Regions from separate parts of the Mus musculus genome. Here regions 2 and 3 are each linked to region 1. Evidence: chromatin loops called from intact Hi-C (ENCODE). Cell type or tissue: gastrocnemius. All regions are shown on one strand. Each heading gives the region's core, and the rest is flanking DNA. Links, peaks and the distances in the headings are about the cores only.

Region 1 (11,137 bases), core at 3,126-8,125:
TTCCTCCTTCTCCCTCCCTCTGTTTCCTTTGTCTCCCTCTCTTCAACTCCTTGCTCCACCTCCCCTTTCCCTGTCCAACCACAGGCTTCTTGTTGTATTAATAAAATTAATTGGATAGGGAAAGTCCTGCTACAGGTAACAGCAAGGTAGAGAAGTCTCAGTTCTAGGCAGCAGATGTTACCTGATAGCACTGCTAGCCTTTGGTTGGTGAAGGATAGAGGGTCTGCTCGAATATTCCAAAGGATTTCCCAAGTGGCTGTAAAGATACATAGAGCACTGTGTAATGGGGGCCTACTAAGGGGGCTAAGGATGCTTGAGATCACCTGACTTACAACTCCCTGGATTCTACAGTCATTGAGTTTCCAATCAGTCAGTCAGCCCTGAAGCTCCCTCTAAGCCTGGCTTCTCTCTAGCAACTGTTGTTCACAGAGCTTAGCTGAGTTTCTTTTCTTTCCTATGCTAACACAGATAAAGCCTGCTTTTTCTCTTGTGTAGGTGAGCACATAGATTACTGTGGATATTCCGTTATTCCCATGGCTGTGGAACAAGACATGTTAATAGCTGTGGAACCTGTGAAAACACACACTCTCCAACTGGCTAATACAGACCCCTTGTATCCGTGAGTATTTAGGATTGCTGGTGGGTACAGAATGTGTGTGTGTGTGTGTGTGTGTGTGTGTGTGCGCATTCATGCATGCTTGAGTGCATGCATAAGCATGCAGTAATGGGTTTTAAATGTAGATAAGCTCTAGGAAGAATACCGGATTCCAGCTAACTCATCTACCTGATTGATATTTCTTGCCTGATGTTTACTGGTGTCCTAGTCACTACTTACTGTGTGTCACACTTACCAACCAGCAAGATGGCTCAGGGCTGTTGAATGCCTTTATCTTATTTGATCTCCAGAAACCCACATGATAGAAGAGAGTCCAGTCCTGCAGGTTATTCTCTGATTTCTACAGTTGTAGCATGTGTACAATGCCTACACTCTTTCTAACATATATACAGTAAATAAATAAGTGAATTAATAAGTGTAAAAAAGGAAGCATTAACTGGAGAGTTATAATATACTAGGCACTGTTATACAAACATGAAAATAACTTTATTCTTGCCCAGACATTATGGATTATCTGCTAAGATAACTGTCTTAATAAGGTCACCTGTATGCTATCTGTCCTTCAATACTATGGCACTGTCTAATTCTCTTGTCAGAGAATCTTACCATGCTGCACAGTCATGGCTTACATACCTGTATCCCTCGGTAGGTTTAAGCTGTATGGTTTTATGTTGTGATGTCTGTTTTCTCCAAAGCCTTAGTCTCAGTATAACACAGTATGAGATAAAATGGATGTTTCTAGTACATATTCTTTGTCGAGTGTTTATTTTTCTATAACGTTAGCAAATCACTTATGTGTATTGAATTGTATTAACTATCTGTTCAGTCTTCATGGTCATCTTTAAACATATGGTGGGTTACTTTGGTGGATTTCCCAATGCTGGGCCAGCTTTGCTTTTTCTGCGTAAGCTTCATCTGTACATTCTGATACCACATAGCAGTATTTTGGTGAGTGATGGCTCGCATATAGGGTGATGGCCCCATAGGAATATATGGGGTTGAAAAACTGCTGCTGCTTCTAGTATTTGCATTTTAAGCCAAGAATTAATTACTACAAAAGAGTTAAACATTTTTTTTAGCAATTAAAAGTTTTATAAATGCTTGTTTATAAAATCTAGAGTCATGTGCAGTAATATCCTTGACCTTCACATTCATTCACTAGCCTAAAACTTTCTGTCCTGCATATACCATTTCCCTTTATGTTAAAGGCCCTATGTCAATGTGCTGGTTTCAACTGCTTACACTTTTTGTTTGGATAGGTTCAGATACACCAGTACTATCATTGTGCTATAGTCAGCTAACATGTTCAGTATTTTCTTAGTCACTGCTGTGTTGCTGTGAAGAGACACCATGACTAAGGCATATTAAAGAAAGTATTTAATTGAGGGCTTGCTTATAGTTTCACAGTGTTAAACTGAAAATACAGGGAGTGTGGGGTCATGAAAGCAGGCATGGTCCTGGAGAAGTAGCTGGGAACTTTACATCTTGATCTATAGACAGCAGATTGGGGGCATAGGGTGGAAAGACATTGGCTCAAAGCCACCCCTAGTGACATACCTCCTCCAAGGCCATATGTACTCCAGTAAGGCCATACCTCTTAATCCTTCCAACAGGTCACCAACTGGAGTTGAAATGGGGGGTGGTGGTGGTATTTACATCAAATCACCACAAGTATAGTAGCATGCTGTATATGTTTGTAATGATGAATATCCCAAATACATAAGTGTGTAGTAGGCTATACCATCTATGTCTGTATAAGTATGCTATACTCTATATTGTTTATACAATGACAATAGTAGCCAATAATAAGTTTCATATACTATATCCCTGTTATTAAATGACATGATTATATTATGTGTTTAATTTCCAAATTACAGAAGAAGACATAATTGTCACATTGTATATTGTAATTCTATTTCTATATCTTGGTTACTGAGTAAGCTGACAGCAAACATGGGGATAGCAGATGTTTCATTTCCCGTGGGTGTATATACCAAACACAAGGATTCCTGGATGATATGCTAGTTCTGTTTTTAATTTTTTGAAGAAACAACACACTGTTTTCCATAATAGTTATGCCAAATCCCATTCCTACCAACAGTTCAGAAGTGTTCACTTTTCTCAGAACTCCACCCACATTTACCATCTTACTCACACCAGATGCCAATTTTGTAAGATTAATACTTTTTCAAGGTATTACCTTGTTTTTTGTATGTGTGTTTCTTATGTTATTGCATTGGCATTATGCATTTGGTGTTATTTGCAGGTTTTTTTGTTTTGTTTTGTTTTACAGCTATATTCTATTAGTTGAAGTATTTGCAGTAATCAAGTGGGACTTGGATGTAGTAGAGATGAATGTGTGGTATAGAACATAATTCCCAGGAACTTTCTATATTTTCCTGAGTGGGATATTAACTGGGAGAGCAAACAGAGGTGTTTGATGTCACTGCTGTACACTGCTGAACTAGCATAGTGTGCTTGAATTTTACCTAATGCAGTTAGGAGATGGATGAAAGCAGCCTAGGAGGGGAGATTAAAGCTGTAAAGTAGAGAAGGGCCAGGAAAACAGCTTAGTGAGGAAAAGGATGTGCCAGCAAACCTGACAGCCTGAGGTCAGTCCTGGGACCCAACATTAGAGGTGCGAGCTGACGCCCACCAGCTTTTGACGTCACACGTGCTATGATATGTGGACACATACACAGAAATACAGATAGACACAGAGACACAGGCACACACACACGAGAGAGAGAGAGAGAGAGAGAGAGAGAGAGAGAGAGAGAGAGGAAAATAACTAATTAATTAAAAAGGTCAGTTCTCTAATCATTAATTTAAGAATTCACCTTAGGGTCTTGGAAGAACAAGAACAAGCCCCATCAAAAATCAGTAGATTGAAAGAAATAATTACAATCAAGGAAGGAATTAATGAAATAAAAATTTAAAAATATAATGAGTTTGTGAAACAAAGTGTCAATTCTTTGAAACAATGAACAAGATCAATAAACTCTTAGCCAAACTAGCCAAAAGAAAGAGAACAAAGGCCCAAATTAATGAAGTAAGAGATGAAAAGGGAGATATGGCAGTAGATACTAGTGAAATTCAGGAAATAGTTGTGATATATTTTAGAACTCTTACATTCTATGATGTTGGAAAATCTGAAAGGAATGAATGAATATGTAGGTGCATATAATCTACTCATATTAAATCTGGATGAGATTAACAGTTTATAGAGATTAATAAACAAACAATGAGATTCAAGCAACAACTAAAAACAAAACAACAACAACAGAAAAACCTCAACTAAACAAACAACATTTTCAATTAATAAAGTCCAGACTTTGGTAAGGCCTGTTGCTGAAGATACTACATACTTGTCACAAGACATAGAAATAGCATTGGTTCTGACCAGGAACCTTCCTCCCTGTTGGCTCACTTTCACAGTGGCAGGAGGTGCTGCGTAGGATGCTAGGGGAGAGCTTTCATCAGCAGTCTTACCCAGCTGGGAACCCTGTGCACGACTGGTATGGGAAGAGATACCCGTGGGTAGAATAGTGGCATAAATAGTATAGGGGTAACCACAGCGGCTCCCTGAGATTATCTGTGGATAATGCAGAAACTCACAGCTGATCCACGGGCAGAGAATAGTGCCAGTGGATAGTACAAATGGGACTTTTGCATCACACTTCCCTACCCAAGGACCATGGCAGAAGAGAGAGCAGGGAGATTGGAAGAGCCAGATGCTGAAGAGGACTGGAGTGAAATGGGATCGTCTTCTGGATGTGACAGGACTGCTGTGCTCAGGAGCACGAAGTAGCTGTACTTGCCTGCATAGGGCAAAGCTAGTTAACATTCTAGTATGGATCAGCGGGCGTGAGCCCCTCCCCCTAACTGAGGAGCTATGGACATCTGATGGTTTCTGGGGAGAAGAGAGTCAATTTTCTTTAAGGATATGGCCCTTGGTAGGTTGACTGTGCTCTATGAATGGCCCCACAGCATGGAATATATGGGGCGCACAAGCTGGACTTGATGGGTTATTAAAAAAGGACACAAAATTAGGTGGGACTGGGGAGGTGAGGGTGGACCTGGGAGGAGTTATGGAGATGTGCGAGGAGGCGAATGTGATCAAAATGCATTGTATGAAAGTCTCAAGGATTAGATATATTACAAACAGTGCAGGTCTACAACTTTTTACCCTTGAACTCCACCAAACCTTTAAAGAAGAGCCAGCATGGATGCTTTCTATTCCAGACAATAGAAAATGAAGGAGGGGGGAGGAGCCCAAAGTGTTAGGGAAGGCATGTGTAGAATAGAGATAGGAACAGAGGAGAGTTAGGCTTTTCTGAGGAATTCAGAGAAGCAGACCAACCTGCTGAACCAGAAACTTTCTAACAAAGTTCCTATTTTCTTCTTCCAATTAGTAAGTGGCTGCTGGTGATACTGAGGTAATGAGTAGACACTATGTAAATATCTTGTTTTCATCAAGGTCTTACTTTAGAGGTCTGTTGATGAAACCACTAGCATGCAATACTTTTAAATTTCCATTATTTCTTCAATATTGGTTAATTGATGTACTTTATTAATTATCCCTCCCTCTGTGTGTGTGTGAGATGTGGATGCATGGCATGCATTCTATAGCACAATTGTGGAACTCAGAGGACAGTTTTGTGGAGTCAGTTCCTGTCTTTCCTCATGTGGGTTCTAGGGATCAGGTTGTTAGCATCTCACTGAGCTTGGCCTTTTATTATGAAAAATAATTTCCCTTTTTCTTCCTTTAGCTGCTTATTCACTTGTAACTTTATATCAGTGTAGACTCACAATAGGTCATGACTCTTTAAAATAAATTTTGTTTGTTATTTATTTTTCTTAAATCATACATTAGATGGCTATCAGAGAATGTGGAGAAAGAGAACTTGGAGACCTTCCATTTCACCAGGGCATCTGTCTGGTAGCAGGCGCAGAGGATAAAGCACTCATGTATTTATACTAGCTAAGAAGCACTAACCTGAAAGGGAAAAATGAGTGTAGATTATGCTGAAGTATGTTGTTTCCTAGATGTTTCTGGAAATAAAAAGGGCCAGTTAGAGGTAGATTGGTCAATAAGGCTACTACAACTTTCTCTCTTGGTTTTTAGCATCTGGAGGTGTCCACTGTTGGAGACTGAGATACACGTTTAAGTAAATAGAAAAGGAGACTCACGTAAATAAAGAAAATGTCTAATTAAAAAAATAAAAGAAGGGGGGGGGGGGAAAGAAAGAAAGGAGACTTGGTATCGGTGTCCTGTCACAAGAGGGCAGCAGTCAGCCATTGATTTGGTTTTTTTTTTTCCTCTCAAGGCGTACAGACTTAAATTAATGTGTCTTGTTTTTTTCAGAGACTTCAGTACTACAGCTAATAACATCTGTATCGACAAGACCAAACCTCTATGGCACAACTACTTCTTGTGTGGCTTTAAGGGAATTCAGGTAAATCGATGCTTACTAGCTGTTGAGATTATAGTCATGTTATTCCAGATTGACTCCCATGTTTTTGGTCTTCTTTTAGTACTGATGCTTTTCTTGTATTTTGCTGACTTCTGTTTCAAGGCCAGGGGCGGGGGGAGGGGATATGATTGCCTCTGGGTTGTGCTCACAGGAGTGGTCATGGTCTTTCTTTCCACTGACTATGCATCATTAAATACACCTTGAAGAGAGATTGTCCTAGTATTTACATTCTGTTCTTGGGATGTACAGGAGTATACTGAAATGGACTTAGAGTTGAGCAGCCATGGGTTTGAATATGGGCATAATCCAGCTTTGTTAATTTGAGTTCAATCTTGGCTTTATCTGTGAAACAATGTCACTGCTATTCAATGAGGAGTGCTTGCAGGGCATCACTTTGCTGGGGCCTTTAGGCATTTGGGGATGGTAGCCAGCATTGTTACTGCTTGTCCAGGTGAGAATAAAAGGGTTGTAGTGAAGGTCTTACTGTGAGTAGTTTCTCAGAAACATTGACTTAATCTTAATGTCATAGCTTCAGTGCTGTGTATAAGACTAGGAGAGTGCGATATTTCCACTTTCTCTCACAGTTAGGAGAGTAGGAAGCACAGAGATAAAACCAATACTTGCTGTTTTCAGAACCACTCCTGTGTTTCTTTTTGTGTTCTTAATTTTAATTTCTAATAATTAAAAACCAATCTACTTATTTTCTTTATATGCCTGTGGGTGCTTTGCCTGCATCACTTGGGTGTCTGGCACCCGTAGAGGCCGAAAGAGGGCATCAGGTCCCCTGGGACTGGAGTGACAGACTGTTGTTAGCCACTCTGTGGGAATTGAACCCAGGTCCTCCTCCTCTAAGAGCAACAGATACTCTTAACCACTGAGCCATCTCTCTAGACCCTTAACTTTTATTTTTTAAATTAACATTCACTCAATAATTATTTTAGTTGTAGTGAGTCTTGTGATATATCATAGATTAAGAATATTAAGAAATATTTTTTTTGTCTTCGTGATTCAAAAGGAAACTAATAAACATACTTTTCTGGTTTTTTTTTTTTTTTTGAGAGCTTATGATCCAAGTGGCCTGGAGGGTACTATCTGAAATTGTCACAAGCTGCTTAGGACTCAGTGACATAGTCTTATAGAAGCCAGTCAGGGTAACTTGGGATGTGTAGTCCTGGGGTGTAACTTGGGATGTGTAGTCCTGGGGGTGTTGTCATGGAGGTCTGGTCTAGGAGTGCAGCATTAATTTCTTGAGAATGTGGCTCTTTTTTCAAGACACATGGTAATAACTTCTGGGAAAAGTTATTGGCCTGTTTTAAATCTTCAAATCATTTGGATTGTCATCCACATTAGTGGGAATTAGGGTATTTGGAAGCATTGGTCAGCAAATGCAATCTGACCTTTCTTGTAACAACATGCCTGTTTAGTATCATATGGTAAAGTGACACCTCTCTTTCTCTCTCTGTATATGTATATGATATGTATATATGTATATATAGTATATTTTTGTATTATTTTGGATAGAGGCTTAAAATCTTCTTTGGTTTGACAACTTATGTGCAAAAACACAGGTTTCTTCAATGACCTTTTGGCAGAAAAGTAATTTCAATGTTAGCAGTCCAGAAACCTTCTAATTAAAATACTAGAAAGTTCCAAGGGATAGTCTGTTTATGTGAAATTGAACATGTTATCCTTTTGGGATAAAGCTACTGCAATGTTTGGCACAACTCAGTTGTGTTTTTCAGTCTGCTGTTACTGTTGAATTTAAACATTGCGTGCTAAGTTTGTAACTATGATTCACATCCAAGACAGTCTGTGGATCAGTTTATGGTTAAATATATAGTGTTCCCCAAGGACTGCTGCCTTTGAGTGGGCTGCCTAATGTTCTGTACAGCGGGGCGTTGGCAATGGCACGTCTTCAGTGTATAATTTGTTTGTGTTTCTGGAAGGAGATTTTTAGATGACTTGGAATCAGGAGGTACATCCAACTGAATCTTTTCTTTTGTGGCCCATGATTTTTGCCAAGGAAGAAAAAAAATAGACAAAACATTAAGGACAAAAGCAGATTTTATTTGCAGCATTTTGCTCCTTTGGTTAGTCTAATTTGCTTATTGAAATTTTTCCCTAGAAGAATATGTATGATGAAATGCATAATTAGGTAATGTAATAGTTTCTCAAACTTTGGTCTTGAATTATCTGAGAAATTTCTGAAGAACATTCTTTTCCTTGAGAAGAAGGGAGGGCTGGGTTTATTTTAATCCTAAATAATGAAGATTATAATATGATATCACTTCCCAATTCAAGTCTTACACGTCAGTTCAAATACATTAGAGGTTTCTACCTTTAACTCAGAGTCCAATTTGGTTGGTCTTTCCTGTTTGTAAAAATTTCCCTGCCTTTTTTGGGGGGAATTTAATATCATTTACATATAAATTCTAATCTGGCTGTCTTTGAAGCTACTAGATGTTAAATTGCATTAATAACTCCAGTAAAACCTCTGAATTTCCTTACATAGCTGGCAGGCATTTAAATTTAAACATGGTGACACTGGTGGCCCCAGTTTTCACAGCAGTGGAGAAGTCAGTTAAGACTCAGAGTCTTGGGTCTCACTCTAAGCATTCTTTGCATGGGGACAATTTCAGAGTCTTGGGTCTTCAAGCGTTCTTTGTGTAACCTTGGGAATTTTTTAAACCTCCTAGTGCTTAGGTTTTTTTCTTGATAAAAAATGGAGTTGGTAGAGTGGGAGCTCTTTTTCTTCAGAGAGCCTCCTGAGGCCAGCTATCCTGGAAACAGCTGCTGTTGGGTTAGACTTTATACAAGATGCTGCAGGGCTAAAGCTCAACCTGCGCCCCATCACTAGGGATCTCCTGCCTCTCTGGGCGACTTGAATTGTAATTGCTTTATGGTTTTTCTATACTTGTTCAAATCAGTTGATATTCAAAGAAAAGTCATTTGAGGCAGTTTCCTTATGTGAATGAGTAGCTTTTTGTTGAAAAAAGAGGGCTCATCCCCAGCCATTAGATCAGATGGCAGGTGTAGCTCCTACTGGAATGATTCACCCCAGTTACTGCAAAAGCTTTGTGTGTGTCGTATGGTTTTCCCCTCTGTGGACTGATAGCAGTTTCTTCTGCTTCTTGGGTTCAATCCTGAAATGACTATTGGCATTTTATTTTTAAACATTCTTAGGAACACTTTGGCCTTAGTAAGCTGCCTGGAATGAATTGCCTGGTAGATGGAAATATACCCCCGAGTTCGGGCCTCTCCAGCTCCAGTGCTCTGGTTTGCTGTGCTGGGTTAGTGACTCTCACGGTGCTGGGACTGAGACTTTCCAAGGTAAGCACCATTATGTCAACCTCATAAGACCTCCACAACAGCATCTGCATCGCAGTCAGACTGTCTTCCTCAACACCAAAAAAAAACCTGTCTTAACTGGAAAGGAAAAGCCAACATCTGTGGGAAGTGCCCTAATCTAATATGTTCTGCCTGTGGTCGCTCACTCTAGTGTTGTTGCTAGTCTCTGACCAGCCAGTCAACAGGGCTGTCTGACTGTAGTGAGGTACTCTTGGATTATATATGAAGCTTTGACAATATACATTCAGAGTAAGACATTTTAGGTTTCATAGTTGGGCCTGTTTTTGTTCTGTTTTTTAGTTTTTGTTCTTTGTTTTCACCTAAAACCTTAAGTACTGACAGGCAATGGGCAGGAAGGATAGAGAACAGATGAGAAAGGAGCCAAGTGTGTCCCCGTTAATACCCAGTATATGTGGGTTAGTCGCCTGAGTGTCCCATTCAAGGAGGAAGTGCGTACCTTAAGGAGACAGAAATTCCACCTGAGGTCAGGAAGCCTTCACAAATTTGCATAAATCTCTGGTTTTCCAGCTTGGAGCAGGTGAGCTTAGATTTAATTAGTACGTGAACGCTCTGCTTCAGGTGAGATGTTATTGCAGGTTCTTTTCAACCAGCGGTTCTCAGCCTTCCTAATGCTGTGACCCCCTAATACAGTTCCTCATGCTGTGGTGACCCCAACCATAAAATTATTTTCATTGCTACTTCATAATTGTAATTCTGCTAATACCATGAATCGTAATACAAATATCTGATAAGGAGGAGATATGATATGTGACCCCCCAAAGGGATCTCAACCCACAGACTGAGAACCACTCTGTTAAACCCATGTGTGTAAACTGAAGTCCACAGATGGTTTGGGAATGGACAACGTAAGAGGCAGACTAAAAGGTAGAAAGCTAGCCATATGATTAGTTTGTAAAAAGTGTGTTTAAATTTTTATAGTGAAAATTTTACACACGGGGAAGGGAGACAACAAAGAGAAAACTTTCCTTGCTGTAAACAGGCTTTTTTTATGGGATGTTTAGCTTGCTCACTGCAATAGTACTTGTTTTTTTGTTTTGTTTTTGAGGAGAGAAAGAAAAAAATCTATATGTGAACTATGCCTTCTCTGGCACAGTCTTTAATCTGATAGTTTAATAAGTATTTAACAAAATATCCAACACCAACAGTTAAATGGAGAAGACTCATTTGGGTTCAGTTTCAGTGGTTTCAGGCCAGGATTGACTGGCTACATTACTGCAGATCTGTGTATGGCAGAATGTGGGACACAAGGCACAGGGTAGGATGAAGCAAAGACAAGGAGAAGGGATAGGAATGCAAGACATTAGATATTCAGCTTAAGGTCCATGTGGGACAGAATTAGTATGATATGAGCACTGATCAGGTGTGAGCTAGAGGCCAACAAAGAGTCAAGGATTCTGTTCAAGTTTCTGACCGTGATGCCTTGCAGTGGCTTCTAAATGGCACTCTGGCCTGAGGTGAAGCTAAGTGTTGGGTATGAGGAACCTAGGCATACAGAGCCTAGGCATACAGAGCCTAGGCATACAGATCCTAGGCATACAGATCCTAGGCATACAGAGCCTAGGCATACAGAGCCTAGGCATACAGATCCTAGGCATACAGATCCTAGGCATACAGAGCCTAGGCATACAGAGCCTAGGCATACAGAGCCTAGGCATACAGATCCTAGGCATACAGA
Region 2 (11,137 bases), core at 2,253-7,252, 470 kb after region 1:
AGTCACATGGTTAAGTATTGATCCTAGTTTTATCTAAGAGAAAACTGGGCTGGGTAAAGGTTGGAAATTTGCACTTTACACTTGTAAATATCAAAGATGGAACCAACCCCAGCTGCTAGGAACGAAGCGCTGGCTGCTTTTACCTGCCCTGAGTGGTCTCTCCCTCTCAAACTGTAGAAGGCAAGCAATGCCCTTTTCTAAACTAAGAAATATGCAGGTGTTTTAACTGAAGAGAAATGCCTTAGAGGTACTAGTAGTTATGTAAGTGCTGCCCAGAAAGTATAATTTTTATAAGAACCATGGTAAAATTAAACGAATGAACATTGCTATTACATTGCATCACAGGCTGAAGCAGGACTCCATGCGTGCAGTATGTCTCATTGAGAAAATACCCTCTTACTTTTAATCATGCTGACATCGTTGGCCCCATCACCAATGGCCAAAGTCACAGCATTTCTGTGCTTTTTTACCAACTCTACTACTTGGGCTTTCTGGAGTGGGGTGACTCTGCAGCAAACCACAGTCTTACACACACAGGCGAGCTCCAAAAGATCGTTCTCGACATCACTTTCAAGGGCATGGGCCTGTGTCATCAAAGCAAACAGAACACATGACGATTGTAAATTACAAAGCAAATAGCATGGTTCTTGACTGACTTCATTTCAGAACCATTTCATTACTTGATCAATTCAGGGTTACAGAATCAGTAACAAGACATGAATACTGAGCTGTTGGCAAGTTTCAAGGGAATTTAACATAAAAATAAGAGCTATGTCCTCAGTGTGCCTCCTTGATATGTTACCATGCCATCTTGGCAAGATCTTGCTATGTACTGGGCAGTGGTGGCGCACGCCTTTAATCCGAGCACTTGGGAGGCAGAGGCAGGCAGATTTCTGAGTTCAAGGCCAGCCTGGTCTACAAAATGAGTTCCAGGATAGCCAGGGCTATACAGAGAAACCCTGTCTAAAAAAATATATATATTACTATAAAGTTCTACTAGGAACTACTGAAAATCAATAGAAGCAACAGCTAGAACCTGCTGATATGAACTGCCAACCATGGTGATTTCTACATGGCACACTGCTAGTGTCCTTTGCACTGTTTTGTAGACTTAGTGTTTGTGACTGCCAACGCATAGGCAAGATGAAAAGGACCTGAGCAGAGGCTGTCCCTAGCAAAACACTGTGGCTGAAATCAGGAGCCTGAATAGGAGGGAGACAGGCAACTTGGGCCTCAGTCAGGATTCCCCAACCAATTCCTACCCTTGTTCCACATACCAAGAGCCTTTCTATACCCTCAGCAATTACTGAAAAGAGAACATGATTCTCTCCAATTAACTTTTTTGGACAATTACATTTCTAGAAACATCTCACGTTGTACTCTATGTTAGACACATTCAGAGAAAACATGAGTCTGCTGTTGAGTAACAGCTATTTAGAGTGAACCCTTAGTGAGACACTCGCAGCCCACTCCAGTTTGGCCCGCATATCTTCAGGGGCTCTGTTCGGTAGCACCTTTAGGTCCTCTTATAATTCCCATCAGGCTGCATTGCTACTTAAAAGACTGCCTTTATATCTTTGTATTTGCTAGCATTTTTACTCAATAACATCCGCTCTGCCAGAAAGTCTCCTCTGTTTATTTTTTAAACAAATAATTAAACGTGCCTATTTCTGTGCTCTAAAGGCATTGCATTAATGCCTCTTTTGCAGTATCTGTCATACTTCTATCAGAACTATACTGTGATCTCCCAAACAAGGACTATGCTCCAATCATGTCTGAGTTCTCGGCCACTCTCTAGCACTGTGACCTGGCCAGTCTGTGTAAACAATGAAAATGGTATGAGGCAATGGGTGGGTAAATGAGGCCAAAGCTGTGACTCTGGTGCAGAAAAATTCTATATCAAAGTCTATATGCCTCAGAAAACTGTGGACCATCATTCTCAAATATACCACATGTTCTGAAAGACAAGGCATATAACTGGCTCTTTTGCTCAGAATGGCCCCTTTTGCCTCTGCTCATTTTTCTTTATTATCAACAAGTTAAACGTAGACTTGGGTTTTGATGAAGACAGACCTGGATACATTCAGAAAAGCTTCAGAATTTGAGAGAACTGGAGCTATGATTTAAAAAGAAAGCAAACAAAACCTGACTGTACTAGCAAAAATACAGACAATTCTCCCTAACTGAAGAAGGACATCTCATGGTTTCATGAGCACAGGGCTTTGAAGCAAACAGGGCTCCTGAAGAGCTTCCAGCTTAGAGCCTTCTTTCAACAGAGGAAAAGACAGGCTAGGTGACTATCACCAGAAAGCCCATGCCCTACAAACACTGCTTCCTCAAGCCCAGGGGCCTGTCAAAAGCATAATACAGGAGGGATCCTGTCCTACCGAGCTGCCCAGGCCACTCAACTCCAGATCTCAGCAGACAGACATAACTTTCAGTTGGTGTTCATCTGTGCAAGGGAAAAGTTCATGTCATCTGGACCAGTTTTTGACTGAGCTTGGCCTGCAGCTGAGCTCTGTAACTTTCCACGGTGTGGAAGCAGCACTCTGCTGCGTCTGGGATCCAGCTGGATAGTGCTTAGAGAGCTAGGAGCTAACAGGCGGACGGTCACAAGGGGGAATCTAATAGACTCAGCTCCAACTTCTTTTGTCCACTAAGAAACTGCCTTCAAGAACAAACGTTCATTTTTTCCAAACTCCAAAGTGAAAAATGAGCACCAAAGCCAAAGAAAGATGTGAGATTAAGTTCTTTGTACATAGAAATGATAATTTCACGAGACTGCAGTCGGGGCTTTTGTATTCTAATTAGAGACTCAGGAGGAGCGGTTGAGTTTTGTTTGGGGCTTGGAACCTGAACTGCGTTAGAAGTACAATGCAAGTTTATTCTATTATGACAAGAGCCAGATTTCCTAATGAAATCAAATCGTTTGGCTTTGCTGCAGAACGTTGCTATTTAGAAAAACCACCAGAGGTATCTTAATGGCAATGATTTGGCGTGGTAATTCTGTGAAGGTCAGGTTATGACTCGCAAATCACAAACCTTCGCAAGAACGGTAACTGAAAAACTGATCTGCGCCATCCCCCACCGTCTTCCAAAAGCGTTTAAACCGTTCTGCGAAGCAACGGAAGTAACCGTTTAGGCAGAACTCATAGACTCCCTGCGAACTGTTTCTCCAGAGCCTCACATCCAGTGCGATCCTTCAAACAATGATGTCTGAAAGGCACACTGGAAGTCTTTCCTTCTGCAAACAGGAAATCCTGTGCACGCCCTATCTCTTGTAGTGACATTTGTTTGAAAAACACAAAGGAGACTCTCATTAAGGCAGCACAAAAGAGATGATTGCTGGAGTAAAGAAAAAGAGAAGAACAGCCTCGGGCAAACTCACCAAACTGTGGCCATTTATGACTAAGGCATATTCTCCTGTCACAGCCTCTCCTGCACCCGCGTCCAACCCCAACCGCTGCTTGTTGTCATAAACTGCATGTCCATTGGAAAAACTCGTGCTTTGTCCAAGCAAATTTTCCTTTGCTTTCCTTAAAGAATAAGAGAATTAAAAAAAGGCATAACAAAGCACACAGAGCTTGTCTATAACTGAACCAAGAGGCCGGCCTGGAAATGAACTCATGCTACCACTCTTCAGCGTAAGGCCCAGGTATTAGGCCACCAAGCAGAGGGAAGGCCAGACAGCAGTGCATGTCAATCCTGCAGGGGCTGGGGGAGCACAAGGAACTAGGCAGCTAAACACAGAGAAAACAGAACTACCTCAAACATTTTACACTACCTAAAAACTGGCTTTAACCAAGGAATCTTGATAGCTTTGGTGTATAAAGAACCACTCTCTGGAAAAACGGTGTTTTTCAATATGCTAAACAAAAACTAAAGGCGATGAATGAAACCTTCTCATTACAGAGCACTCCCCTCCTTCCCTCTCTCTTTCCTTTTCTCCATTTTTCCCTCTCCCTTTCTTCCTGACGTACGTACATACGTGTGTGTGTGTGTGTGTGTGTGTGTGTGTGTGTGTGTGTGTGTGCGCGCGCGCGCGCGCGCGCATGCGCTCATCATTATATAACCTGGCTGAAAACAATAGTCCACTTATAAACACATTTTGTTTAACTTTGAAAGAGATTCATGATGCCATTTATTATTATAAAATAAAAGAAAAATATTTTAAGTAAAAATAAAATCCTCATAAGTTTAAATGATAACAATGACCTTGTGAGAAACTCCAAACTCCAAACATGGGGTTTTTACAAATAGAAATTCCTCGCAATGCTAAAGACCTAATCAGTAGCTTATATGATGACATAAGCCCATTAGAACTGGCATTCTACTGTTCTCCTAAAAAATGTGATAATGTCTTTAATAGGAAGGTAAATTCCCACCCAGAAGACCTGTGGGTGACCAGGTTATAAATAACAGGTCTGTTGGCATGACCACAGTAGCTTCCATCATAGGAATACCGGCAGATGTCCCCTGCAGAAGGATGCCCAAGCCAGCCCCTGCATGTGAATATACCACTACATGTATAGATGAATTCCAGAAGAAAACAGAAAGTGAAGAATAGGTTAGCAGATGTTTCGACTTATGGCAAAATGAACTGTCTTCTTGATGTCCTGCCCAGTGTGGAAAGCATTTATTACAATGAGTTTATGCTGAAGATCCTCTGATGGGAGAGAATGGTCATATTAAAACAAGCATTATGCCTTCAGCTTTTGAGTTATTTAACATACAGTGATGCATATAAAAATGCATCACCAAGAGTTTATGTATGAACTACAAAAGCAGACCCAGAAGCAAAGGCAGGTCACCTTGTTTCCTGGCTCAACACTGCCCTCTGCTGTCCGGGACCAAAATCGTGCCTGCACTTAGACTTGTCACTCAGCCTTGGTTCCAAGGATGATATCAGACAGTTAGCAGGCAGTTTGCAGAAACAAACAAAAGGATGTGTAAGGTTAGAAGGCTGTTTGAAATGCACTGTGGGGAAGGAGACAGAGCAGGCACAGAGGATTACTGTTGCAAGCAGAAGGCTCCAATGTCCTCGGTAGATAAGCAACCCAATGAACGCTCATCATGGTCATGAAAACTGGCAGCGCCATCTGATGAATGGGAGAAATGATACCAGACATGAATGTGTGTCTCTGACGGCACTGCAGATCTCATAAACTGGGCTTTGAGAAGGCACTGAAGCAAAAAAAAAACATCTCCCAGGGTTTCCTGTTTGGTGAGGCTCCCATTTGCTGTGTAAATGACTCAACCTCTATTTCCCCCTTGCAAAACGAAAACATTCCAAGGGAGGGTGAAGTTCATGAACACACTGGCTGAAATTCTACTTATTTAGGAGCTTTCCCCAACAATGTCTCCCTAACATGTGACACAAGTCCCTTTCCAGGCAGAAAAAGAACAATTTTTATGCTCTGCTAAAATTGCTAATGCTCCCCCCACCCTCCAAGGCCTTCACTCCCTGCCAGACTGGAATGAGTGCACTGTAAGACCTGGGTGGGTGTTCATAGCTGTCCTTTCTCTTACTTCCTGGAACTCAGCTCTCCAAACACAAGCTGGTTCTTGCAAATGCAATTCATCAGGAAGGAAGAAAGCTACACATAGTACCTTTCGGTGAAGATGGACAGTGTGTGGGCATCCGACATTCTACTGGACCTCAGAATACAAACAGATGTGAAAAGAAGGGCTCTGCCTTCTAGGCTTTGTAATGAGGGCAGTTTAGTACAATGCTGTAATGCAGAACCATAGGCAGGGTTGAGTTGACTAGAGCACTCACAGCCCATACCATCTGAACACACTACAGCGGAGGGAGGGAGCGCTGTGCTCAGCCATGCATTCAGCCTGCAAAGGAGAGAGGGGGTGCGAGGGATGAGCCATTTTCCTCAGTCCTTTCCTGGCACTCTAGATGCAGGAAGTAAAAGAGATCTGTTAGGAAATAGATTTAAATTATGACATTATGTTTAAAGGAAAATAATTTGGACTTTGGTAAAAGGCCAGAGCTTTGAGCTTGCTTGTTCCTTGGAAACTTGGGTCTGCCTCTGACAGATTAGCTATCTGACTTTAGGCCACTTGATTAGTCCGGGGCAGATCCAGGACTCCAAATTCCTAGTTCTTGGTTATCAAAACAAATGGCTTTACATATACAGCCAGCCACAGGCTATCTCTAGGTTGGAGTAAGATATGCCACCAGAGAGTAATGAAGGAGACAGCACCGCCCTTCAGAGAGTGAGGAAGAAAGGAAGTGAGTGAACTTTTTAGTTCAAGCTTCCAGTTCATTGCCCCACAGACTGTTAAAGACGTCGATCCTTTATCGTCGATCAGAAATCGGGGACCGGCTCAGAGAGCGATCAACCCCCTGAAAACAGGGAACTGTGTGCACCAAAATGCACATCAGAAGTCAAAATGTAATGCTTTAGAGTGTTACAATTTATGAGAAGAAACCTGACCTACTAAAACAGTTTACTCGGGATAACAGAACTTGAGCATTCAAACCTATTTGGTCGCTACTGTCATTAATGACTCTATGATATCACAGTCAGTGTTATGTTCTGCTCCACGAAAGGACTCCTAACTGGCCAATATCTTATAAACAGCCTACATCACACAGCTAATTTTCAGTACCTGCCCCAAGAGCCATTTACAAGAGGTACCAGTGATTAAAGATTTTACTGCTTAGAGAGGGGCTATAGAGTCCTAGTGTCTCTGCGTGGGTACTTGGAGGCAGCTGGGTCATTTAATGAATTTTTCTGAGAACAAAACATGGTGGCTCAGAAATGAAACACTGGATGCGTTATCTTGTCTGACTGATCAAAACCTCATTGTCTATTTTCCTTGCAGCAGAAGATACATGCTCTGTTAAAATGACAGAATCCATGAAATAACCTCAGAAACTGGCAGGACTTAATTGTAGACCTGTGGGCATGAGACTAACACAGGGATGACTGTAGACCTGTGGGCCTGTGGCCAACATAGGGCTTAACTTAAACCTGTGGGCATGCTGCCAACACTAAAGCATCAATGGGAACCAACTCAATCAGGGTTCCACATGTCCAAAAATGGCTAACAACTATGTTATGTGCGTGCTGCGTGGCATGAACATTACTCATCGATGTTGACGACATCTAAACACATTGGACAGGATTAACTACAAGCATGTACATATTGTCCATCCAATGGCTCCTCCCTCAGATCCTTCTCTTTCAACACATTTTTTTTGCATGAACTCAAAAACATAGCACAAGAACATGAAAGGGCACACATTTATGATTTTAATCCCCAAGGCTGTGGGCTTAGATATAAATCGCCAAGACTGGGAATGTAGCGGGGACCTCCAAACAATGGTTCCCCTTAGGAGCTCTTTCCCCTCGAGTTTCATAGGAAGCATATTCATTCTGGAAAGGTATTCACTCTGCCTGCAGAATTTTCTATCATACATTGTTTCCATGGTACATGCAAAACATGATGGAACCTCCAAGTCTGAGTTAGAATAAGCATGGCCAGCCAGTCAGCTAAGCAAGGTAACCCCGGGGCGTGTGAGATGCTACACCTAGATGTAATTATTTTCCTTTGAATAGTTTTCTTCTCATTAAAGTAAAACGTGTTTTTAGGGTGTTTTGAGGGTTTTTTTGGTTTTTTGTTTTTGTTTTTGTTTTTTTCGAGACAGGGTTTCTCTGTATACTCACTCTGTAGATCTGTAGACCTGGAACTCACTCTGTAGACCAGGCTGGCCTCGAACTCAGAAATCCTCCTGCCCTGCCTCCCAAGTGCTGGGATTAAAGGCGTGCGCCACCACTGCCCAGCTAGGGTTTGTTGTTTTTTTATCAATTGTAAAAATTTGCATGAATACTACTACTCAGTAATTATGTAAGGAAAGAGAAAAAAAAGAAGAAGCTGGTTGCCTTTCCATTACTTAGAACCATGGCATATACTTCCCAGGGCTTGAAAGGTAGTTAGGAGGATGCATGTATAGTGCCGTGTGTGTGTGTGTGTGTGTGTGTGTGTGTGTGTGTGTGTGTGTGAGTGTATTGGCAAAACATATCATTCTATGCATGTTTTATAATCTCACTTTTAACTAAATATGTCACCCATCTTCTAAAGTTAATAAAGCAAAATCACTTTTTTATTGTTTTTTTTAATTAGGTATTTTCTTCATTTCCATTTCCAATGCTACCCGAAAAGTCCCCCAAACCTTACCCCCCACCTCCCACCCCCCCACTCCCAGTACTTGGCCCTGGCCTTCCCCTGTACTGGGGCATATAAAGTTTGCAAGACTAATGGGCCTCTCTTTCCACTGATGGCCAACTAGGTCATCTTGTGATACTTATGCAGCTAGAGACACAAGCTTCTGGGGGTACTGGTTAGTTCATAAAGTTGTTCCACCTATAGGGTTGCAGATCCCTTTAGATCCTTGGGTACTTTCTCTAGCTCCTCCATTGGGGACCTTGTGTTCCATCCAATAGCTGACTGTGAGCATCCACTTCTGTGTTTGCTAGACCCTGGCATAGTCTCACAAGAGACTGTTATATCAGGATCCTTTCAGCAAAATCTTGCTAGTGTGTACAAAGGTGTCAGCGTTTGGAGGCTGATTATGGGATGGATCCCCGGATATGGCAGTCTTAATATGGTCCATCCTTTCATCTCAGCTTCAATCTTTGTCTCTGTAACTTTTTCCATGGGTGTTTTGTCCCAATTCTAAGAAGGAACAAAGTGTCCACACTTTCGTTTTCGTTCTTCTTGAGTTTCATGTGTTTTGCAAACTGTATCTTCTATCTTGGGTATTCTAAGTTTCTGGGCTAATATCCACTTATCAGTGAGTACATATTGTATGAGTTCTTTTGTGATTGGGTTACCTTACTCAGGATGATGCCCTCCAGGTCCATCCATTTGCCTAGGAATTTCATAAATTTATTCTTTTTAATAGCTGAGTAGTACTCCATTGTGTAAATGTACCACATTTTCTGTATCCATTCCTCTGTTGAGGGGCATCTGGGTTCTTTCTAGCTTCTGGCTATTATAAATAAGGCTGCTATGAACATAGTGGAGCATGTGTCCTTCTTACATGTGTTGGAACATCTTCTGGATATATGCCCAGGAGAGGTATTGCGGGATCCTCCAGTAGTACTATGTCCAATTTTCTGAGGAACCGCCAGACTGATTTCCAGAGTGGTTGTACAAGCTTGCAATTCCATCAACAATGGAGGAGTGTTCCTCTTTCTCCACATCCTCGCCAGCATCTGCTGTCACCTGAATTTTTGATCTTAGCCATTCTGGCTGGTGTGAGGTAGAATCTCAGGGTTGTTTTGATTTGCATTTCCCTGATGATTAAGGATGCTGAACATTTTTTCAGGTGCTTCTCAGCCATTCAGTATTCCTCGGGTGAGAATTCTGTTTAGCTCTGAGCCCCATTTTTAATGGGGTTATTTGATTTTCTGAAGTCCACCTTCTTGAGTTCTTTATATATATACTGGATATTAGTCCCCTATCTGATTTAGGATAGGTAAAGATCCTTTCCCAAACTGCTGGTGGCCTTTTTGTCTTATTGATGGTGTCTTTTGCCTTACAGAAGCTTTGCAATTTTATGAGGTCCCATTTGTCAGTTCTCGATCTTATAGCACAAGCCATTGATGTTCTATTCAGGAATTTTTCCCCTGTGCCCATATCTTCAAGGCTTTTCCCCACTTTCTCCTCTATAAGTTTCACAGTCTCTGGTTTTATGTGGAGTTCCTTGATCCACTTAGATTTGACCTTAGTACAAGGAGATAGGAATGGATCAATTCGCATTCTTCTACATGATAACTGCCAGTTGTGCCAGCACTATTTGTTGAAAATGCTGTCTTTTTTCCACTGGATGGTTTTAGCTGACCATAGGTGTGTGGGTTCATTTCTGGGTCTTCAATTCTATTCCATTGGTCTACTTGTCTGTCGCTATACCAGTACCATGCAGTTTTTATCACTATTGCTCTGTAGTATAGCTTTAGGTCAGGCATGGTGATTCCATCAGAGATTCTTTTATCCTTAAGGAGAGTTTTTGCTATCCTAGGTCTTTTGTTATTCCAGATGAATTTGCAGATTGCCCTTTCCAATTCGTTGAAGAATTGAGTTGGAATTTTGATGGGGATTGCATTGAATCTGTAGATTGCTTTTGGCAAGATAGCCATTTTTATTATATTGATCCTGCCCATCCATGAGCATGGGAGATCTTTCCATCTTCTGAGATCTTCTTTAATTTCTTTCTTCAGAGACTTAAAGTTCTTAATCATACAGATCTTTCACTTCCTTAGTTAGAGTCACGCCAAGGTATTTTATATTATTTGTGACTATTGAGAAGGGTGTTGTTTCCCTAATTTCTCTCTCAGCCTGTTTATCCTATGTGTAGAGAAAGGCCATTGACTTGTTTGAGTTAATTTTATATCCAGCTACTTCACTGAAGCTGTTTATCGGGTTTAGGAGTTCTCTGGTGGAATTTTTAGGGTCATTTATATATACTATCATATCATCTGCAAAAAATGATATTTTGACTTCTTCCTTTCCAATTTGTATCCCCTTTATCTCCTTTTGTTGTCTAATTGCTCTGGCTAGGACTTCAAGTACAATGTTGAATAGGTAGGGAGAAAGTGGACAGCCTTGTCTAGTCCCTGATTTTAGTGAGATTGCTTCCAGCTTCTCACCATTTACTTTGATGTTGGCTACTGGTTTGCTGTAGATTGCTTTTATCATGTTTAGGTATGGGCCTTGAATTCCTGATCTTTCCAAGATTTTTATCATGAATGGGTGTTGGATTTTGTCAAATGCTTTCTCCTCATCTAACGAGATGATCATGTGGTTTTTGTCTTTGAGTTTGCTTATATACTGGATTATGTTGATTGATTTCCGTATATTAAACCATCCCTGCGTCCCTGGAATGAAACCTACTTGGTCAGGATGGATGATTGGCAAAATCACTTTTATTGACTATTTTGTATTTCATTGCTTGCCAATATCATAGTATTTAACAAAATTCTTCCTAACTAATATGAGCTATTTCTAATTATTATACCGAATGAAGGGATAAATATTTCCTCAGCTACATATTCATGCATTTGTTCATTTATTTCCTTAGAAGAAATTCTTAGATCAGGTGTCTGGGTAAGAGCAT
Region 3 (11,137 bases), core at 3,707-8,706, 350 kb after region 1:
TTCTTCGACCAGGAGGAGGTCCAAAAACAAGATATCTGCGCACCTTCCCTGTAAGAGAGCTTGCCAGCAGAGAGTGCTCTGAGCACTGAAACTCAGAGGAGAGAATCTGTCTCCCAGGTCTGCTGAGAGACGGTAACAGAATCACCAGAAGAACAATCTCTAAACAGAGTCAACTATAACTACTAACTCCAGAGATTACCAGATGGCGAAAGGTAAACGTAGGAATCCTACTAACAGGAACCAAGACCACTCACCATCATCAGAACCCAGCACTCCCACTTCGCCCAGTCCAGGGCACCCCAACACACCCGAAAACCTAGACCTAGATTTAAAAGCATATCTCATGATGATGGTAGAGGACATCAAGAAGGACTTTAATAAATCACTTAAAGAAATACAGGAGAACACTGAAGTTACAAGTCCTTAAAGAAAAACAGGAAAACACAATCAAACAGGTAGAAGTCCTTACAGAAAAAGAGGAAAAAACATACAAACAGGTGATGGAAATGAACAAAACCATACTAGACCTAAAAAGGGAAGTAGAAACAATAAAGAAAACTCAAAGTGAGGCAACACTGGAGATAGAAACCCTAGGAAAGAAATCTGGAACCATAGATTTGAGCATCAGCAACAGAATACAAGAGATGGAAGAGAGCATCTCAGGTGCAGAAGATTCCATAGAGAACATCGGCACAACAATCAAAGAAAATGGAAAATGCAAAAAGATCCTAACTCAAAATATCCAGGAAATCCAGGACACAATGAGAAGACCAAACCTACGGATAATAGGAGTGGATGAGAATGAAGATTTTCAACTCAAAGGACCAGCAAACATCTTCAACAAAATTATTGAAGAAAACTTCCCAAATATAAAGAAAGAGATACCTATGAACATACAAGAAGCCTACAGAACTCCAAATAGACTGGACCAGAAAAGAAATTCCTCCCGACACATAATAATCAGAACAACAAATGCACTAAATAAAGATAGAATACTAAAAGCGGTAAGGGAAAAAGGTCAAGTAACATACAAAGGCAAGCCTATCAGAATTACACCAGATTTTTCACCAGAGACTATGAAAGCCAGAAGAGCCTGGACAGAGGTTATACAGACACTAAGAGAACACAAATTCCAGCCCAGGCTACTATACCCAGCCAAACTCTCAATTACCATAGATGGAGAAACCAAAGTATTCCACGACAAAACCAAATTCTCACATTATCTCTCCACAAATCCAGCCCTTCAAAGGTTAATAACAGAAAAAAACCAATACAAGAACGGGAACAATGCCCTAGAAAAAACAAGAAGGTAATCCCTCAACAAACCTAAAAGAAGACAGCCACAAGAACAGAATGCCAACTTTAACAACAAAAATAACAGGAAGCAACAATTACTTTTCCTTAATATCTCTTAACATCAATGGTCTCAACTCCCCAATAAAAAGACATAGACTAACAAACTGGCTACACAAACAAGACCCAACATTTTGCTGTTTACAGGAGACACATCTCAGAGAAAAAGATAGACACTACCTCAGAATAAAAGGATGGAAAACAATTTTCCAAGCAAATGGTATGAAGAAACAAGCTGGAGTAGCCATCCTAATATCTGATAAGATTGACTTCCAACCCAAAGTCATCAAAAAAGACAAGGAGGGGCACTTTGTTCTCATCAAAGGTAAAATCCTCCAAGAGGAACTCTCAATTCTGAATATCTATGCGCCAAATACAAGGGCAGCCACATTCATTAAAGAAACTTTAGTAAAGCTCAAAGCACACATTGCACCTCACACAATAATAGTGGGAGACTTCAACACACCACTTTCACCAATGGACAGATCATGGAAACAGAAACTAAACAGGGACACAGTGAAACTAACAGAAGTGATGAAACAAATGGATCTGACAGATATCTACAGAACATTTTATCCTAAAACAAAAGGATATACCTTCTTCTCAGCAACTCATGGTACCTTCTCCAAAATTGACCACGTAATAGGTCACAAAACAGGCCTCAACAGATTCAAAAATATTGAAATTGTCCCATGTATCCTATCAGATCACCATGCACTAAGGCTGATCTTCAATAACAAAAAAAATAACAGAAAGCCAACACTCACGTGGAAACTGAACAACACTCTTCTCAATGATACCTTGGTCAAGGAAGGAATAAAGAAAGAAATTAAAGACTTTTTAGAGTTTAATGAAAATGAAGCCACAACGTACCCAAACCTTTGGGACACAATGAAAGCATTTCTAAGAGGGAAACTCATAGCTCTGAGTGCCTCCATGAAGGAAACGGGAGAGAGCACATACTAGCAGCTTGACAACACATCTAAAAGCTCTAGAAAAAAAGGAAGCAAATTCACCCAAGAGGAGTAGACGGCAGGAAATAATCAAACTCAGGGGTGAAATCAACCAAGTGGAAACAAGAAGAACTATTCAAAGAATTAACCAAACGAGGAGTTGGTTCTTTGAGAAAATCAACAAGATAGATAAACCCTTAGCTAGACTCACTAGAGGGCACAGGGACAAAATCCTAATTAACAAAATCAGAACTGAAAGGGAGACATAACAACAGATCCTGAAGAAATCCAAAACACCATCAGATCCTTCTACAAAAGGCTATACTCAACAAAACTGGAAAACCTGGACAAAATGGACAAATTTCTGGACAGATACCAGGTACCAAAGTTGAATCAGGATCAAGTTGACCTTCTAAACAGTCCCATATCCCCTAAAGAAATAGAAGCAGTTATAAATAGTCTCCCAGCCAAAAAAAGCCCAGGACCAGACGGGTTTAGTGCAGAGTTCTATCAGACCTTCAAAGAAGATCTAATTCCAGTTCTGCACAAACTTTTTCACAAGATAGAAGTAGAAAGTACTCTACCCAACTCATTTTATGAAGCCACTATTACTCTGATACCTAAACCACAGAAAGATCCAACAAAGATAGAGAATTCAGACCAATTTCTCTTATGAATATCGATGCAAAAATCCTCAATAAAATTCTCGCTAACCGAATCCAAGAACACATTAAAGCAATCATCCATCCTGACCAAGTAGGTTTTATTCCAGGAATGCAGGGATGGTTTAATATACGAAAATCCATCAATGTAATCCACTATATAAACAAACTCAAAGACAAAAACCACATGATCATCTCGTTGGATGCAGAAAAAGCATTTGACAAGATCCAACACCCATTCATGATAAAAGTTCTGGAAAGATCAGGAATTCAAGGCCCATACCTAAACATGATAAAAGCAGTCTACAGCAAACCAGTAGCCAACATCAAAGTAAATGGAGAGAAGCTGGAAGCAATCCCACTAAAATCAGGGACTAGACAAGGCTGCCCACTTTCTCCCTACCTTTTCAACATAGTACTTGAAGTATTAGCCAGAGCAATTCGACAACAAAAGGAGATCAAGGAGATACAAATTGGAAAGGAGGAAGTCAAAATATCACTTTTTGCAGATGATATGATAGTATATATAAGTGACCCTAAAAATTCCACCAGAGAACTCCTAAACCTGATAAACAGCTTCGGTGAAGTAGCTGGATATAAAATTAACTCAAACAAGTCAATGGCCTTTCTCTACACAAAGAATAAACAGGCTGAGAAAGAAATTAGGGAAACAACACCCTTCTCAATAGTCACAAATAATATAAAATATCTCGGCGTGACTCTAACTAAGAAAGTGAAAGATATGTATGATAAAAACTTCAAGTCTCTGAAGAAAGAAATTAAAGAAGATCTCAGAAGATGGAAAGATCTCCCATGCTCATGGATTGGCAGAATCAACATTGTAAAAATGGCTATCTTGCCAAAAGCAATCTACAGATTCAATGCAATCCCCATCAAAATTCCAACTCAATTCTTCAACGAATTAAAAGGAGCAATTTGCAAATTCATCTGGAATAACAAAAAACCTAGGATAGCAAAAACTCTTCTCAAGGATAAAAGAACCTCTGGTGGAATCACCATGCCTGACCTAAAGCTTTACTACAGAGCAATTGTGGTAAAAACTGCATGGTACTGGTATAGAGACAGACAAGTAGACCAATGGAATAGAATTGAAGACCCAGAAATGAACCCACACACCTATGGGCACTTGATCTTCGACAAGGGAGCTAAAACCATCCAGTGGAAGAAAGACAGCATTTTCAACAAATGGTGCTGGCACAACTGGTTGTTATCATGTAGAAGAATGGGAATCGATCCATACTTATCTCCTTGTACTAAGGTCAAATCTAAATGGATCAAAGAACTTCACATAAAACCAGAGACACTGAAACTTATAGAGGAGAAAGTGGGGAAAAGCCTTGAAGATATGGGCACAGGGAAAAAATTCCTGAACAGAACAGCAATGGCTTGTGCTGTAAGATCGAGAATTGACAAATGGGACCTAATGAAACTCCAAAGTTTCTGCAAGGCAAAAGACACCGTCAATAAGACAAAGAGACCACCAACAGATTGGGAAAGGATCTTTACCTATCCTAAATCAGATAGGGGACTAATATCCAACATATATAAAGAACTCAAGAAGGTGGACTTCAGAAAATCAAACAACCCCATTAAAAAATGGGGCTCAGAACTGAACAAAGAATTCTCACCTGAGGAATACCGAATGGCAGAGAAGCACCTGAAAAAATGTTCAACATCCTTAATCATCAGGGAAATGCAAATCAAAACAACCCTGAGATTCCACCTCACACCAGTGAGAATGTCTAAGATCAAAAATTCAGGTGACAGCAGATGCTGGCGAGGATGTGGAGAAAGAGGAACACTCCTCCATTGTTGGTGGGATTGCAGGCTTGTACAACCACTCTGGAAATCCGTCTGGCGGTTCCTCAGAAAATTGGACATAGTACTACCGGAGGATCCAGCAATACCTCTCCTGGGCATATATCCAGAAGATGCCCCAACTGGTAAGAAGGACACATGCTCCACTATGTTCATAGCAGCCTTATTTATAATAGCCAGAAGCTGGAAAGAACCCAGATGCCCCTCAACAGAGGAATGGATACAGAAAATGTGGTACATCTACACAATGGAGTACTACTCAGCTATTAAAAAGAACGAATTTATGAAATTCCTAGCCAAATGGATGGACCTGGAGGGCATCATCCTGAGTGAGGTAACACATTCACAAAGGAACTCACACAATATGTACTCACTGATAAGTGGATATTAGCCCAAAACCTAGGATACCCAAGATATAAGATACAATTTCCTAAACACATGAAACTGAAGAAAAATGAAGACTGAAGTGTGGACACTATGCCCCTCCTTAGAAGTGGGAACAAAACACCCTTGGAAGGAGTTACAGAGACAAAGTTTGGAGCTAAGATGAAAGGATGGACCATGTAGAGACTGCCTTATCCAGGGATCCACCCCATAATCAGCATCCAAACGCTGACACCATTGCATACACTAGCAAGATTTTATCGAAAGGACCCAGATGTAGCTGTCTCTTGTGAGACTATGCCGGGGCCTAGCAAACACAGAAGTGGATGCCCACAGTCAGCTAATGGATGGATTACAGGTCTCCCAATGGAGGAGCTAGAGAAAGTACCCAAGGAGCTAAAGGGATCTGCAACCCTATAGGTGGATCAACATTATGAACTAACCAGTACCCCAGAGCTCTTGACTCTAGCTGCATATGTATCAAAAGATGGCCTAGTCGGCCATCACTGGAAAGAGAGGCCCATTGGACACACAAACTTTATATGCCCCAGAACAGGGGAACGCCAGGGCCAAAAAGGGGGAGTGGGCGGGTAGGGGAGTGGGGGTGGGTGGGTATGGGGGACTTTTGGTATAGCATTGGAAATGTAAATGAGCTAAATCCCTAATAAAAAATGGAAAGAAAAAAATAATAAAATAAAGTCCTGGGGTGTTGCGGTGAAAAAATAAAATAAAATAAAATTCCAAGCCATCAAAAAAAAAAAAAAAAGAATGTATATATATATATATATATGTATTCCTTGTGAACCCTTTGTCAAATAATTATATACATCTGTTTCTTTGGGGTTGGCTTCTGGGAATTTAATGTGTTTCTCTTTGGGCCAAGTTACCATGTCTGTTTCTGTTTGTAAAAACTATCTTTTCTTAGATTCTGTATATCTGATAAAATAGTTACTCAAGACTTTGCCTACTGGTTTCCTGCAGGATATGACTCTTATCCATGAGACTGGCTAAGAGGTTATTTTCCCAAAGCTTGTATTTAGGAGCATGCAAAAGTCTCAGTTGTCAAGCTGATTTTTCAAGTTGATCAGTTTCTTTTTCAGGAATTCACAATCTCTTGCTCCCCCTTGTGTCTCCCGAGGTTTTGCAAGGATTTTCATCATGGATTAACAAACTGTCTTGCTCTCCCTTGTTCTCAGTGATAACCATGCTTCTGATTTAAGTCAGTTTACTATCACTGCCTAATGTCAGGTGAGAGAGATACAAGCCCTTTGTGTGAGCCTCCAAAAAGTCGGAATGACAGGCCTACACTCTGACCCTTTCCCTCCCTCCTGATGGAGAAGCGTTGGGTTATACATGTCACCACCATGCTGAACCATGTATCACCCCTACTATGTTTTTATTCTATGAACCCCCGTACATACATGTGTCTGTTCTTCAGCACTTGAGTGATGCACAACTAAATCAGTCTCCCAGAAGTCCTCTGAGAAAGTCAAAACGTTGACCTGATTTTGCTAAGACATTGCTTTCCAATGCTGATCTGTGCTGGTTTAGGTGGTGCATAAACCACTTAAACCATTTCAGTGTAGCTGTTCTCATACCCATGTTTGCTCGGGGTACTACAAATCTTCGGATTCTAGAATTCCCATAAAAGCACCTTCACTCATGTATCATTAAGTCAGCATTCCAAGGAGACCAAGAAGTAACTAACCATTACAAGTCTGTCATCTTACTGACATCACACACACACACACACACACACACACACACACACACATCAAGCCAATATTTGAATGCCTAAAGACTCCAAACTCCAAGTAGGTATCCTACTAATGAACATGAAAGAAACAGATTGTTGGAACCCATAAGTTCTTGTTTCTAGACATGTTCAAGAAGAGGGGCAAAGGCAGAAGAAATAGCCACCAAACTTCAACACTGAACAGTAGGCAATGAATGGGAAGTCTACAGCTTACCAACCAACCAACAAACAAACAAACAAAAACCAACAAAACAAAAACCTCAGGGAGGATCCAGCCTCGGACTGCTACGGAAAGTCAGCATCCTTGTCCATCCTGATGGCACATGTTCATCTTGATGGCATGTGTCCTGACAAATAAAGTGGGATTGTGGCTTACAGCCCAGAAACATTTGATCTCTCTCAGTGTGTTCACAGACTAAATGTTGGACATAAGTGTGGCCATGAGGAAGAATTGCTGGTACTTTCACAGTCAGCTCAGGATTCTTTCAATAGTCCTATTTCATAAGCTTTCATGCCTCTTCTAGTAATGAATTGTCTTGTTTTCCAGTCGTAGACACCTTACCAATTGTCCTAGTTAGCTTTCAACTTGACACAGCTTAGTGTCATTTGAGAGTAAAGCCTCAACTAAGATCAAATTTAGGCTTGTGATGAACTGTTTTGATTATTAGCTGATGAATCAAGGCCCATCCCACTTTAGGCAGCATTATCCCTTGGCTGGTGGTCCTGGGCTGTGTAAGAAAATGAACCAATAAACAGCATCCTTCCATGGCTTCTACTTCCAGGTTCCTGCCTTGATTTCACTCAACGATGGACTGTGACCCAGAAGTGTGAGTCAAACCAACCCTTTCCTCGCCATGTTCCCTTTAGTCACAATGTTTCATTTCAGCATCAGAGTGAAGCTAGAGCACTCAGGGGAATATCTGAGCCATGATGTAGGTGGAACAGCATGTCAAGAAAGAGATCGGTATCGTAGTGGTAGGGCTATCCTTAAGTGACTGTTGGCCTCATCTCCTAAAGACTCACTTGCAGAACAGAAATGATGAGAGCATCCTTTTGTATCTGAAAGACTGCAAGGACTCTTGTCAAGCCTGTGCACAGGATGCCAAGGTGAGCCTGTCTTCCCCACATAAAGGTCTCTCTCTGAGCATGAGAAGAGTGAATGCAGAGGGATTTCCAGATGATATTGTGCAATTTTTTTTGCTTTGCTGATTTTTCTCCCCATCTCAGCTTAGTCAAAAATTTAGAGCATTGATTTCATTTCCCAGAAAATGCATGCTTCTTTCCCCAAACACTTGTCCCTTGGCAGGAGAGAGAACTGACGCAGACACAAAACCTGAAGCAAATTGTGTTTTGTTTTGCTTCTCCCTTTATCCACACCCAACACTCATTCCTTCATTTAAGTTAGGGAACTTAGGAAGAGGGAACGTAGGAGTTTCATATTTTCAGTTTTTGGTTTACTCTCTTCTTTCTGTGTACAGTTTACCTCTGCATCCTCAGTGCCAGATCCGTGAACGAAGAGTACATTTTCTGACACCAGCTCACCAGCTCTCTTCACTTGGGGTGTTCTATGCTCTCACTTTGGACAACACTATTCTAATGATTCCCATTCATGGTGCATAATTACCATTATCATGCAGACCCCGTCCTTCAGTGGGGTCTGGAACAGAGGTGAAATCCAAAGGCCTCATTAAGACTCTGTGCCCACAACGTAAGGAGGACACCAGACTGAGTGCTCTCTAAGGCCAGAGGAGTCCGAGTCCCAGAAACGTATACAATAGCACTCAGGTCCCATAGATTCATCCTAACTAGTATTTCATCTTAACAGCCACAGCTCCTAATGGTGACTGCTCATCAGCCAACAACGAACAGAAATGGAAGAAAACTTAATTCAAAAGTAGTTTTACTCTTAATTTTAAAAAAAGTATTTATGGAGTTACTAGAGAGGTGGCTCTCAGCCTTCCTATTGTTGTGATCCTTTAATATAGTTCTTCACGTTGTGATGAACCCCCCCCCCCACCATGAAATTATTTCCATTGCTACTTTATAACTGCAATTTTTCAACTGTTCTGAATCCTGCTGTAAACATCTGTGTTTTCCGAAGGTCTTAGGCAAGCCTGTCAATGAGTGGTTTGTCTCCCTGAGGGGTCGTGACCCACAGGTTGAGAACCACCGTATTAGTTTTTCAAGTGCCTAGAGTCTGGTTCGAGGTCAGTCCCCTAGAGTGAAGTTCCCCTTGCACTGGCTCACTTTTCCCCAAACCCATTCCTCACCCATCTTCCATCTCCCTTCATATTGCAAAAGGCTAACCCCTGGCTCCAGTCACCAGCAGTTTTCTTTTCTATTAAACATGGTTCTCATTTCCTTGTTTTTATAAACTGGTAACCATCCAAGTTTCCTCTAGGGTCACATTGGGCAATGCAAAAACAAGCCATTTAGAGCATTGCTTCTGGGGTTGTGGACCATTCTTGAACACCGAATGGGCGGAGTCAGGAGTTGGCAATAAGCTTCAAGCCATACTTGGCATGCTGAGTGAAAAGATGCCCTTATAGAAGATAGAAGGTTGTCTGATTGGCTATGTTTGTATCTAGAAGATTGTGTGTGATCTGCAATCCTAGCTGCTGTCAATATTGTCATATTCCACTCAATGACAATAAGAAATAAGAAAGTCTCTATGTGTCGAGAAATGACAAGTGAGAACGAAATGGGGTTGAGAGTCCTCAGAGCGACAGAGTGTGTGACACTTCTGTCTCTGTGACCTGGAAGAGTCCCTTGGCTTCATTAAGCCCAACTGAATGCGGACAATGCAGTCCCACATCTGGTGCCCTGGAATGAAGAACGTGAGCTGAACTCCAGCGTTGTCTATCTGCCTCTGCCGCTAGTCTGTGGATAACAGCAAGTGTGACCAGCTGCTTCAGGGTCTGGCTGCTGTCCTCCCTGTAGTGAACTAAAAGATACCCTTCCTTTCTTGTTGTTTGTTTGTTGTTTTGGAGGGTTTTTTTTTTTTTGTCTGATAAATGAGAAAAGTGACTAACATGGAAATCATAATTCAACCTTCCTCACAGAATACACTGTCCACAGGTGTGAAGCAGTTAGTCTAGTCTATAATGATGACTTAAGTACTAAATGTGCAATGAAATGATTCTTTCATCAACCATTGGGAACACTCTCGTCTGACCCTTGAAGTACAGGTCAGGTTACCTCATATTCTGAGGTCAGAAAAATGGAGGTATAAGGGCATCTGCTGAGTTGCTGGGGGAACTGTGATGGCAACAGACAAGGAGATGCTTTCTATGCTGTCGTCACCACCACCCTCACCACAAGCCCCCAACACATATAGGCTCAACCTAAACCCAAGGACAGTCTGACAGTCTCGGGTCCTCCCAGGAGACTTGGCTTGTTATGAACTCTGTACCCAAACTCTCTGGATGTGGCTCTCAGTTTTCCCTACTTCTACTAGCTGCTCCATTTTAAGCAACTTATTAAATTTCTCCCTGCTTCTTTTTTGTCTTTGTTAAGTGGGAACGTAATAGTCTCCATATAAAAACTACTTTGAATCTCACAGTGCATGCAACGCGCCTAGCACGCAGTGGGCAGGGTTAGTAAGCATCATCCATCGGCTTCACTTTGTTTTCGTCTTAGAGAAGAAAGGCTTATCACGCATCTCATCTGGAACCCCAAGGCAAAGCTTCTCTTGTTCAAAGACAAAATAATCATATTTTGTTCAGGGGCTTGCTTGAAAGTATCTGTGAGATATTAGTAAAGGTCAAAATATAAACACTCAAGTGACAGAAAAACAAATTCCAGTGTCTCCTAATAGCAGGTTCATGAAAAGTTTTTTTTTTCTTTCTCACAACTCTAAAATTTCTGTAATTGTACACTATATGGTTAAGAAAAATCATCATTTTCACAAAGAGTCACATCTAAAATTGTCAGTTGACATGAATGTATCACAGTCTTTCTCCTTAAATCCCTTATTCTTACCAACTTAGCTCCAGTGTGGTCTGTGGGGAATTGCAGGCTGGTCTTCAGTTGAGCTGAGGTGACCTACAGACAAAAGCTGCCTTCCTCCAAAAATCTCCTCTGACTGAGGACTCCCAAGACAAGTGCTGAACCACAGAAGACAGACATGGGACCTTCCAGCTACAGATGAACCCTTTTGCCAAAGACAAATGGCTGCTGAACTTTGGGGA

Evidence for each region. Hi-C counts contacts between places; a loop is a spot of excess contacts. Peaks named below come from ENCODE experiments on the same cell type or tissue, not always from the same donor. Only the 100,000 strongest peaks of a DNase experiment are listed, where the experiment ranks them.
Region 2: a loop joins it to region 1, with 21 times the contacts of the local background. A loop is called at or near these places in 24 of 42 quality-filtered maps.
Region 3: it touches region 1 in a loop (8-fold over the local background); 14 of 42 quality-filtered maps call a loop at or near these places.

Annotation. Positions count from the first base shown.
Region 1 is chr2:125,887,369-125,898,505 of GRCm38, forward strand. It overlaps Galk2 (galactokinase 2), which reads left to right. Exons shown (of 10, transcript NM_001291002.1): 3 at 496-619; 4 at 5,985-6,075; 5 at 9,277-9,423. Among named protein-coding and RNA genes, the nearest start is that of Galk2, 27 kb to the left of the region's middle. In gastrocnemius, for the core only: a CTCF peak has its summit at 5,912 (motif pointing right); a DNase peak (open chromatin) is centred at 5,910.
Region 2 is chr2:126,358,368-126,369,504 of GRCm38, forward strand. It overlaps Atp8b4 (ATPase, class I, type 8B, member 4), which reads right to left. Exons shown (of 28, transcript NM_001080944.3): 21 at 3,389-3,536; 22 at 401-584. Among named protein-coding and RNA genes, the nearest start is that of Atp8b4, 130 kb to the right of the region's middle. In gastrocnemius, for the core only: a CTCF peak has its summit at 4,838 (motif pointing left); DNase peaks (open chromatin) are centred at 4,841 and 6,984; H3K4me3 peaks cover 363 bases; H3K27ac peaks cover 3,610 bases.
Region 3 is chr2:126,239,339-126,250,475 of GRCm38, forward strand. No RefSeq gene overlaps it. Among named protein-coding and RNA genes, the nearest start is that of Dtwd1, 93 kb to the left of the region's middle. In gastrocnemius, for the core only: a CTCF peak has its summit at 6,316 (motif pointing left); a DNase peak (open chromatin) is centred at 6,333; H3K27ac peaks cover 1,405 bases.